Regions from separate parts of the Homo sapiens genome. Here regions 2 and 3 are each linked to region 1. The links are chromatin contacts, found by Hi-C or POLR2A ChIA-PET in ENCODE. All regions are on one chromosome and are shown on one strand. Each heading gives the region's core, a stretch centred on a gene start or an enhancer-like site at or near the end of the contact. The rest is flanking DNA. Distances are from core to core; before and after follow the strand shown. Region 1 holds the start of ZNF417 (zinc finger protein 417). Region 2 holds the start of LINC02560 (long intergenic non-protein coding RNA 2560). Region 3 holds the start of ZNF549 (zinc finger protein 549).

Region 1 (2,931 bases), core at 432-2,931:
CAGTTAATTTAAATAGTTTATTTTGCTGGCCAGGTGTGGTGACTCATGCCTGTAACCCCAACACATTGGAGGGTGAGGCAGGCAGATCACGAGGGAGATCGAGACCATCCTAAACAAGGTGAAACCCCCGTCTGTACTGAAACTACAAAAATTGGCGTGATGCCACGTGCCTGTACTCCCAGCTACTCGGGAGGCTAAGGCAGGAGAATCACTTGAACCCGAGAGGCAGAGGTTGCAGTGAGCCGAGATCGCGCCACTGCACTCGAGCCTGACCAAAGAGCGAGACTCCGTCTCATAAAAGAAAAAGTTTATTTTGCCAAGGTTGAGGACACATGCCCGTGACACAGCCTCAGGAAGTCCTGACGACATGTGCCCATGGTGGTTGGGGTACAGGTTGGTTTTATACATTTTAGGGGGACATGAGACATCAGTGAATATATGTAAGAAGTACATTGGTTCCGACCAGAAAGGCGGGAACAACTCGAAGCAGGGAGGGGACTTCCAGGTCACAGGTAGACAGGTAGAGAGACAAATAGTTGGATTCTTTTTAATTTCTGATAAGTCCTTCCAAAGGAGGCAATCAGAATAGGCATCTATCTCAGTGAGGAGAGGGAAGACTTTGAATAGAATGGGAGGCAAGTTTGCCCTGAGCAGTTCCCAGATTGACTTTTCCCTTTAGCTTAGTAATTTTGAGGCCACAAGATTTTCCTTTCACAGATTCTATCAGCAGGAGAGTTGTTTTCTGTAGGAATCACAGAGATTCAGCTTTGCACTCCTGCTATAGGGGAGCACATCCCTAACTTCCTTCATTTGCCTTAGGCACTCTAAGGCTTCTGAGGGCCTTCAGACACATTATAACACAACAACGCTTATCAGCCTCTGCTTCCAGTGCAGGTATTTTGCGACTGAACGACTGTTTCAAACGGTGTGGTAATTTGGATTTTTAGCCTTTAGGAGAATCCTAAATAATAGTTTTAGCTTGAGCTCCCTATTATTTACCTTGCGCTCCCCGAAATCTGAAACAGTATTTTTCCAGATTCTTGAGTGATTAGTTACAGACACTAGTCTCCAGGAATCTCAATACGGCTTCTAAGGCTAGGTGAGACCCCTCCTCTGCCCTAGAAAGGCGCCTTTTTTTTTTTTTTTTTTTTTTTTTTTTTTTTTTTTTTTGAGACAGAGTCTTGCTCTGTCGCGCAGGCTGGAGGGCAGTGGCGCGATCCCAGCTCACTGCAAGCTCTGCCTCCCAGGTTCACGCCATTCTCCTCCAGCCTCAGCCTCCAGAGTAGCTGTGACTGTAGGCGCCCGCCACCACACCCAGCTAACTTTTTTTTTTTTTGAATTTTTAGTAGACACGGGGTTTCACCGTGTTAGCCAGGATGGTCTCCATCTCCTGACCTCGTGATCCGCCCACCTCCGCCTTCCAAAGTGCTGAGATTACAGGCTTGAGCCACTGCGCCCGGCCAGAAGGGTGCGCTTTTTAAGGAGAACCCCTGACCTGATGGCGGGCTTTTCCTGCAGATGGACTCTGGGTATCGCTCTTTTTAGCGCCATGGAAAGTGGGGAACTACATTACCCAGAAAGCTCTGCGTTAAACGACAGCCGGTCAGAGCCAATGAGCACTCGGAAAGAAGGCATTTCCACGTGTGCACGTAACGTAAGGCTGAGACTTCCGGGGTCTCTAGTAGCGGCTGTGTATCGGTGACGCGGGTGTTTCCCCAGTTTGTGGCCCCTGAGTGCTGGGGGGGGACCGCGGTGACTGAACCTAGAAGGTGGAGAGGAATCGTCCTCGGTGCCCAGAGGCGGCTCTGCAGCCCCGTGACGGCGACCACTGCTCCCGGGCCGTGCTTCCCCAAGTAGTCCGATGGCAGCGGCTGCGCCGAGGCGCCCGACTCAGGTAATTGTGGCGCCTTCTGTGCCCTCAGGTCACCCCATCGTCACCCAGGTCCTAAACCAGCGAGGGAGCGGCTCCTGCTCACGGGTCTGTAGCCGGTACCCGGCGTAGGAACACTGAGGCGCTCGCAGGAGGGGTCCCTGTGTAACTGTCCAGTGGGGGTCCCTGTGTAACTGTCCAGTGGGTTCACCTTGCCAGCTGCCTAGACAGAGCCGATTTATGAAGACTGGAGAATTGCGATGGAGAAATAGTAATTGACGCAGAGCCGTCAGGCTGTTCTGGAGACAGGAGTTTTATTATTACTCAAATCAGTCTCCATTAGCATTCCGGGATCAGAGTTTTCAACATTAATTTGGCGGTAAGGGTTGGGACCTGAGATGGATTCATAGAGGGTTAAAGTGAGTTTTTCATGCTGTTTTCTGTTCTGGGTGGGATGGCAGAACTGATTGACCCAGATTACCGGTCTGTGTGTTGTCAGCTGATCCATCCAGTGCAGGATCTGCAAAATACCTCAAGCACTGATCTTAGGTTTTACAATAGTGATTTATCTTCAGGAGCAACTTGGGGAGGTTCAGACTCTTGGAGTCAGAAGCTGCATGACCCCTAAACGGTAATTTCTAACCTTGTAGCTAATTCGTTAGTCCTGCAAAGGCAGGCTGTTCTCCAGGCAAGAAGGGGGTCTTTTCAGGAAAGGGCTATTATCAATTTTGTTTCAGAGTGAAACCATGAACTGAATTCCTTCCCTAAGTTAATTCAGCCTATACCCAGGAATGAACAAGGACAGCTGAAAGGTTGGAAGCAAGACGGAGTCAGTAAGGTCTGATTTCTTTCACTGTCATAATTTCCTCAGTTATAATTTTGCAAAGACGGTTTCACCTGTTTCTGACACCCGTGGGATGCGGTGGGGAGAGCAACAAGCACAGGGAGGGGCGCAGGCAATGGCCTGGAGATGGACGGAGCCGGGAGGATGGAACCTGTCTGGAACAAAGTGTGAGGTGGAGCTCTCCCTGGAAGAGTAAGCAGGCCGAGGGCTGTGCATT
Region 2 (2,931 bases), core at 304-2,803, 480 kb before region 1:
GACGAGTCTGTGCCACAGACTCGTCCCCGGCGTGGCGTGGGGACAAAACGCGTGAGGGCGCTCGAAGGGACTGGTCTCTCGCTTGCTGCTCACCTGAGGCCCCGCAGCCTCCTGTCCCCCATCCTGGGGTCCCGCAGCCTCGCTCTGCGCGCCGCAGCCTTTCCTCTCGCCAGCGCCATCGGAGTGCTGGTGCTCACTGTTCTCACCACTCGCTCCCCGAGTTCCCCGCGGTTTCAGCCCCCGTCGCAATCTCCAGCGCAACGTGGTCGTCATGGCAACATCGCCCTCGGGTCCCTGATTGGCCGTCGAGTCTGGCGCGCCTTCCCTACCTCACGTAATAGGGCTGCGGCACTAAGGCGACGCGCGCGCGCAGCACAGGCGTGATGAGTTGTTATGGCGACCAGAGTCCCGCCTCTTCAGCCCTACATAGGGCCTCCGATTGGTCCGCGCTTCCTCGAAGGCCTCTCCGCATTCTGGGCGGGGCCCGCCCGGGGCAAGAGGAGGGAGAAGGCAGGGCCGTGACTATGAGGGCGGAGGAGAGAAGTGCGGCTGTGATCTGGGGAAGGAGGGAAACCCAAGGATGCCAGCACGTGCGGTTGAGGTGAGAAGGGATCTTGCAGAACGCTTCCAGGACCCAGATTCGTATGCACGCCCTGCCCAGCTGGTCAGCCTCAGTTTCCCCATCTGTCAGTCTGGACAGTGACGCTCCCAGCGTCCGGCGAAGCCCCGCTCTTGGCCCTTGGTCCCTCCGCCTGATCACAAGAGGGTGCCGCGACGGCCGGGGACGGGTCTGGCGTGGGCAGGGACCTCTCCGACCCTCATTGAGGAAAGAATGGCGGAACCCGAAAACCGGGCCCTGGCGTCCCTCCTGCAAGGTGGGGAGGAGAGCTGGACGGCAGGATTTGGGAAGGGCTTGGGGAGCAGGGCCCCCTGAGGGTGGCGGGGGAGGCAGTGCTACCAGAACCATGGTTCGGTTGGTTCAGCCGCCTGGACCTCATCTGCTCCCTGAGGTTGGTCTTTGCTCCGCACCCTGGTGCGGCCTGGTACACAGAAGGCGCTCAGTAAACACTTGTGGATGAAGGAAAAAGAGAATTTATTGTCGTCGATTTACAGAAAACAGAATCAAAGGCCGTGCCGTGCTGGGCCCTCTGGCACCCGGCTTCACAAGCACCCAGGCCTGCCAGGAGGAGCAAGTCCGGGGCCGAAGTGCCAAGGGGCAGGGTGTACAGCAGTGATGGGGTGGGCAGAGAGAGGATAGGAGGGCACAACTCCAGCTCTGAAGAAGAGAAAGAGGAGATTGGCTGAGGCTGGGCAAGGGTGGGAGGCGTCCCCCTGGGTGGTGTCAGGCAGCCTCTTTGTTTGAAAGCAGTGGATAGGCAGGCAGACATTGGGCACCAAGGTGGTAATCAGCAGACCAGATGCCCAGCAACTCCTAGGCTCAGTCATCAGCCTCATTTTACTGCAAGAGAGAATGAGGCCCCTGGCTCCAAGCTGGTAGAGTGCAGAAGCCACAAAAGCACCTAGGAGCGAGCTGGTTAAGACGGAGAATGCGGCCAGCCCCACCCAATACCCCCAGCCCCACCCCTGGCCTCCCCAGGTCCTCCTGTATTTGTGCAGGCTATGCCACTGGCCTCAATGCCAGCTCCTGAGCATCCTTTAGGATACAGCTCCCTCCTCCAGGCAGCCTTCCTGGTCTACCCTCAGGCACAGAACATCCTCTCCCTCTTCTGTGCAACACCAGGCAAGGGCCCCTTTCTGACTCCCCTGCTTGGCCTGTCTGGGTCAGAAATACCATTGCACACCCCCACTCCCCTAGGTTGGGTGGGAGAGGGAAGCAATGAGGAGGATCTCTGAGACCCTATGGTAGGCAGAATAATGGCCTCCAAAGATATCCCGGTCTGAATCCCTGGAACTTGTGAATCTTTTACCTGACACCACAAAATGGACTTTGCAGGTGTGATTAAATTAATGATCATGAGATGGGGAGACTATCTTGGATTATTCGGGTGGGCGCTATGTACTTGTAGTGTCCTTATAAGTGAAAGAGGGAGGTAGGAGGGTCAGAGAGATCTGAAGATGCTGCACTGCTGGCTTTGAAGGAGCCAGGAGCCAAGGAATGCAGCCCTAGAAGCTGGAAAAACTAATGAAATGAATTCTCTCTTAGAGCCTCTAGAAAGAACTAGCCCTATGGGCAACTCAACTTTAGCCCAGTGAAACTGATCGTTGACTTCTGGACTGCAGAACTGCAAGATAAGAAGTGTGTGTTTAGCCAGGCATGGTGGCCCATGCCTGTAATCCCAGCACTTTGGGAGGCTGAGGTGGGTAGATTACTTGAGACCAAGAGTTCAAGACCAGCCTGGCCAACATGGTGAAACCCCGTCTCTATTACAAATACAAAAAGCCGGGTGTGGTGGCGGGCGCCTGTAATATCAGCTACTTGGGAGACTGAGGCAGGAGAATGATTTGAACCTAGGAGGCAGAGGTTGCAGTGAACCGAGGTTGCGCCACTGCACTCTAGCCTGGGCTACAGAGCGAGACTCTGTCTCAAAAAAATAAATAAATAAATGAAATAAGGCCGGCTGCGGTGGCTCAGGCCTGTAATCCCAGCACTTTGGGAGGGCAAGGCAGGCAAATCACGAGGCCGGGAGTTTGAGATCAGCCTGGCCAACATGGTGAAACCCCGTCTCTACTAAAAATACAAAAATTAGCCAGGCATGGTGGCGGGCGCCTGTAATCCCAGCTACTTGGGAGCCTAAGGCAGGAGAATCGCTTGAACCCGGGAAGCGGAGGTTGCAGTAAGCCGAGATCATACCACTCCACTCCAGCTCGGGCGACAGAGTGAGACTCTGTTTCAAAAATAAATTAAAAAAAATAAACGCGTGTTCTAAATAATTAAGTTGGGGGTATTTTGTCACAGCAGCCACAGAAAAT
Region 3 (2,931 bases), core at 192-2,691, 390 kb after region 1:
CTATACAGTCTAAACTTGTATTTTCCTGGGAGAGCTGCTCTTGCTGGGCTTGGGCTTCTCTGCTAGTCTGGCTGACCTTTCTCTGGCTCCACATAGAGTGAACAGTTCGCCAAGTCTTCTGAATGGTGACTCTACACAGTGTCCCACCCTCAAATCCATCCTATGCAGTGTGTATTCCTTACACATTCCCTTTGGAAGTACCCCCGGAACCCCATGGCCCTCCTATCTGCAGGCAGCTTCGCCAAGGCCGACCCACACTTTCCCAGCCTCCAGCCTCAGCCCTCCCTCTCTTCATCTCAAAGTAAAACCTTAAGATTTCCCGTCTAAATTTAAGGCTTGGCTTGAGTCTACGCCCCAGCCTGTCTCCATTTACACATCACTGAGTCAGTCCCCTCCCATGAATTTTCTACTTATGATTCCAACTGCCCATGTAACAACTTCACTCTGTGGCAATTTAGAAACACCACGTCCAAAATTCAACTCCTACTATTTCCCTGAAACCTGCTCCCTCACCAGATTTCTTTGTCAACTCTTCCAGATGTTCAGGTAAAAGAAAAACTTGGGATCATACTTCACTCCCACTTTTGCTCATAGGCACAAATGATGGAGCAGAAAATCCTGCTGGCTTTACCTTTAAGATCTACCAAGATTCTTATTACTTAGGTCCCTTCAGCAACCCGTCTGGTCCAGAATCCACCATAATCCTCCTGGAGCCTACTACAGCAGTCTCCTCACCAGTATCCCTGCGTCCACCCCCATCACTCCGTAACAGTCTGTTTTCTCCACTCATTGCCTTTGAAATATTTTTTCAGACCCTCACTCAGATCGTGTTCTCCTTTAGTTCACAACCCTCCATGGCTCCCAAAGACTCAGAATTAAAAACCCCGGTTGCTCAGGCTGCCATGGCAGCCGTGCCTTCTTCTCCTCATTCTCTCTGCTCCCTGCAGACACAGGTCCGCCCCCAAGTTTCCGAATGCTCGCGACCCCGGCGCACCTCCCAGGCTCTGCGCGTGCAGCCCCCACGGTACGCAACGCTCTCCCTTCTTCACCTCACCGCCCGTCAGCTCTGAGGACCCCACCCAGAACTCCTCGCTGTCCTGGAGAAGAGGCCTGAACTGCAGAGACCCACGCAGGTGACCCCAGTCCGGGGCCTCAGGACCCAGGTGAGGATCCGAGGACTCCGCTCTCACCTGCGGCGTAATCACTAGCGCTGCCTCGGCCATGGGACTTTAGGCGGGGCGGGGCCTGGAAAGGCGGGCGGTAAAGCCCGGGATCCGGCGTGCGTGCGGTGGCAAATCGCTGGGCGACGCTCAGACCGAGACCAGGCAAGCTCCTCTGCGGGCGGACACCACCTCCACCGGTTTCCGGCTCCAGTTACCTGGCCCGGACCCAGCGAGCCGGAAACGCCCAGCCCGCGGACGCGCTCGCAGGCAGCAAAAACGACCACCACCGGAAAGACGCCGGAAGATTCTGGCGTATTGCGCACTTACGGAGGTGCCCCTTTCCTGGGCAATGATTGGTCTAAGGCCCCGGCACGCTCGGCGCACAGTATTCTGGGTGGTGTAGTTCCTACCACGCCGCAGTCCGCCGCGCTGTGAGGACTCAATCCAAGAAAGAGAGGACAAAGGAAAAAACCCATCAAACTAGGGTCAGCAAAGCCTATTACATACACAGGATAAAAGAATACGATTTGATCTTCATTTCTCAACACAAAAGTTGACATATATTGCATACAATACATTAAAAATGTTGACAATTGAGAATTGACGCGACCCTTAATTTTTTTCTTTTTTTTAATGTAGAAACTATAACCAAAAATAAAATTCAAAGGCCTCCCAACTATCTGAATGGACCCCCTCCTCTCAGCATTATAGAGTTAACCTGAAAATCTAGTTCAGGCCATTATGGAAGAAGGGGTTGGACATGCCTCATTCTACCCCTACAGCAATAACATCAGCATAGACCTTAAGTCTGATAAGAAACATTTACAATCTATTTCTCTGAAACTTGCTACCTGCAGGCTTCATCTGTATGATAAAACCTGGGTCTCCAACCAAGGTGATCACTAACAGTGGGGTCAGCATCCCCTTATCCCACACGTTTGTGTTTATTCTGTTTTTTTGCCCTCAAGTGTTAGTGACTTAAATTACATAATGTATCTATTATCATAAGTGGAACTGAAATGAGATTGCAGAAACATTATATCTTCTTTTTCTTTTCTTTTTTTCCTTTTTTTTTTTTGACAGAGTCTCACTCTGTCGCCCAGACTGGAGTACAGTGGTGCAATCTCTGCTCACTGTAACCTCCACCTCCCAGGTTCAAGCGATTCTCCTGCCTCAGCCTCCCGAGTAGCCGGGACTACAGGCATGCGCCACCACCCCCGGATAATTTTTGTATTTTTAGTAGAGACAGGGTTTCACCATGTTGGCCAGGCTGGTCTAGAACCGGCCTCAAGTGATTCGCCTGCCTTAAAGTGCTGGGATTACAAGCATGAGCCACCATGCCTGGCTTTTTTCCCCCATATTTAGCAATTAGCTTTTGTTGCTATCCATTGTCTTCATTTCTCTTTAGTTTTTAATTGTTTATAATTTTGACATTTTATAATTACTTAAGAAAGGTTAGAAAAATTACCATTTAGATTGGAGTCATATTAAATAAGACACCTATATTGTAAAAATATCTTTATGAATGTAATCTTTGGCTATAGTGTTGTAACCGAGCGAGTTATAGAGAAATGCCACACTCTGAGACTAATTCTGGAGTCCTTTTATTGCCAGCGACCGAGAGACAGCTAGAGCTCAAAATTCTTGGCCCCGAAGAAGGGGCTAGATTTCTTTTTATACCTTGATCTAAATAGGGGAGGGGGAGTTTAGCTGAAGCAATTTTTACAGAAGCAGAACAGGCAAAAAGTTAAAAGATAAATGGTTACAC

What was found. Hi-C counts contacts between places; a loop is a spot of excess contacts on that map. ChIA-PET counts read pairs that join two places held with the same protein, here RNA polymerase II (POLR2A). Pooled maps may share reads with other maps.
Region 2: a map of CD8-positive, alpha-beta T cell shows a loop between it and region 1 (3-fold over the local background). The contact joins the promoter of LINC02560 here to the promoter of ZNF417 in region 1. A Hi-C loop is called at or near these places in 1 of 168 maps with a recorded cell type or tissue (CD8-positive, alpha-beta T cell), 2 of 37 single-sample maps with no recorded cell type and 11 of 50 pooled maps. POLR2A ChIA-PET finds 5 or more read pairs at or near these places in 1 of 52 experiments (T-cell).
Region 3: a loop to region 1 is called in a map of naive thymus-derived CD4-positive, alpha-beta T cell, with 13 times the contacts of the local background. The contact joins the promoter of ZNF549 here to the promoter of ZNF417 in region 1. A Hi-C loop is called at or near these places in 1 of 168 maps with a recorded cell type or tissue (naive thymus-derived CD4-positive, alpha-beta T cell), 1 of 37 single-sample maps with no recorded cell type and 12 of 50 pooled maps.

What each region holds. Positions count from the first base shown.
Region 1 is chr19:57,915,342-57,918,272 of GRCh38, reverse strand. It overlaps ZNF417 (zinc finger protein 417), which reads left to right and starts at 1,681. Exons shown (of 3, transcript NM_152475.3): 1 at 1,681-1,894. The coding sequence starts at 1,862. RefSeq lists enhancers at 1,305-1,364, 761-1,616, 1,635-1,924.
Region 2 is chr19:58,398,825-58,401,755 of GRCh38, reverse strand. LINC02560 (long intergenic non-protein coding RNA 2560) reads right to left here and starts at 1,553. Exons shown (of 1, transcript NR_149054.1): 1 at 1,077-1,553. It also overlaps a transcript of ZNF584 not described here. RefSeq lists enhancers at 1-86, 97-546.
Region 3 is chr19:57,525,866-57,528,796 of GRCh38, reverse strand. It overlaps ZNF549 (zinc finger protein 549), which reads right to left and starts at 1,441. Exons shown (of 4, transcript NM_001199295.2): 1 at 1,191-1,441. The coding sequence starts at 1,223.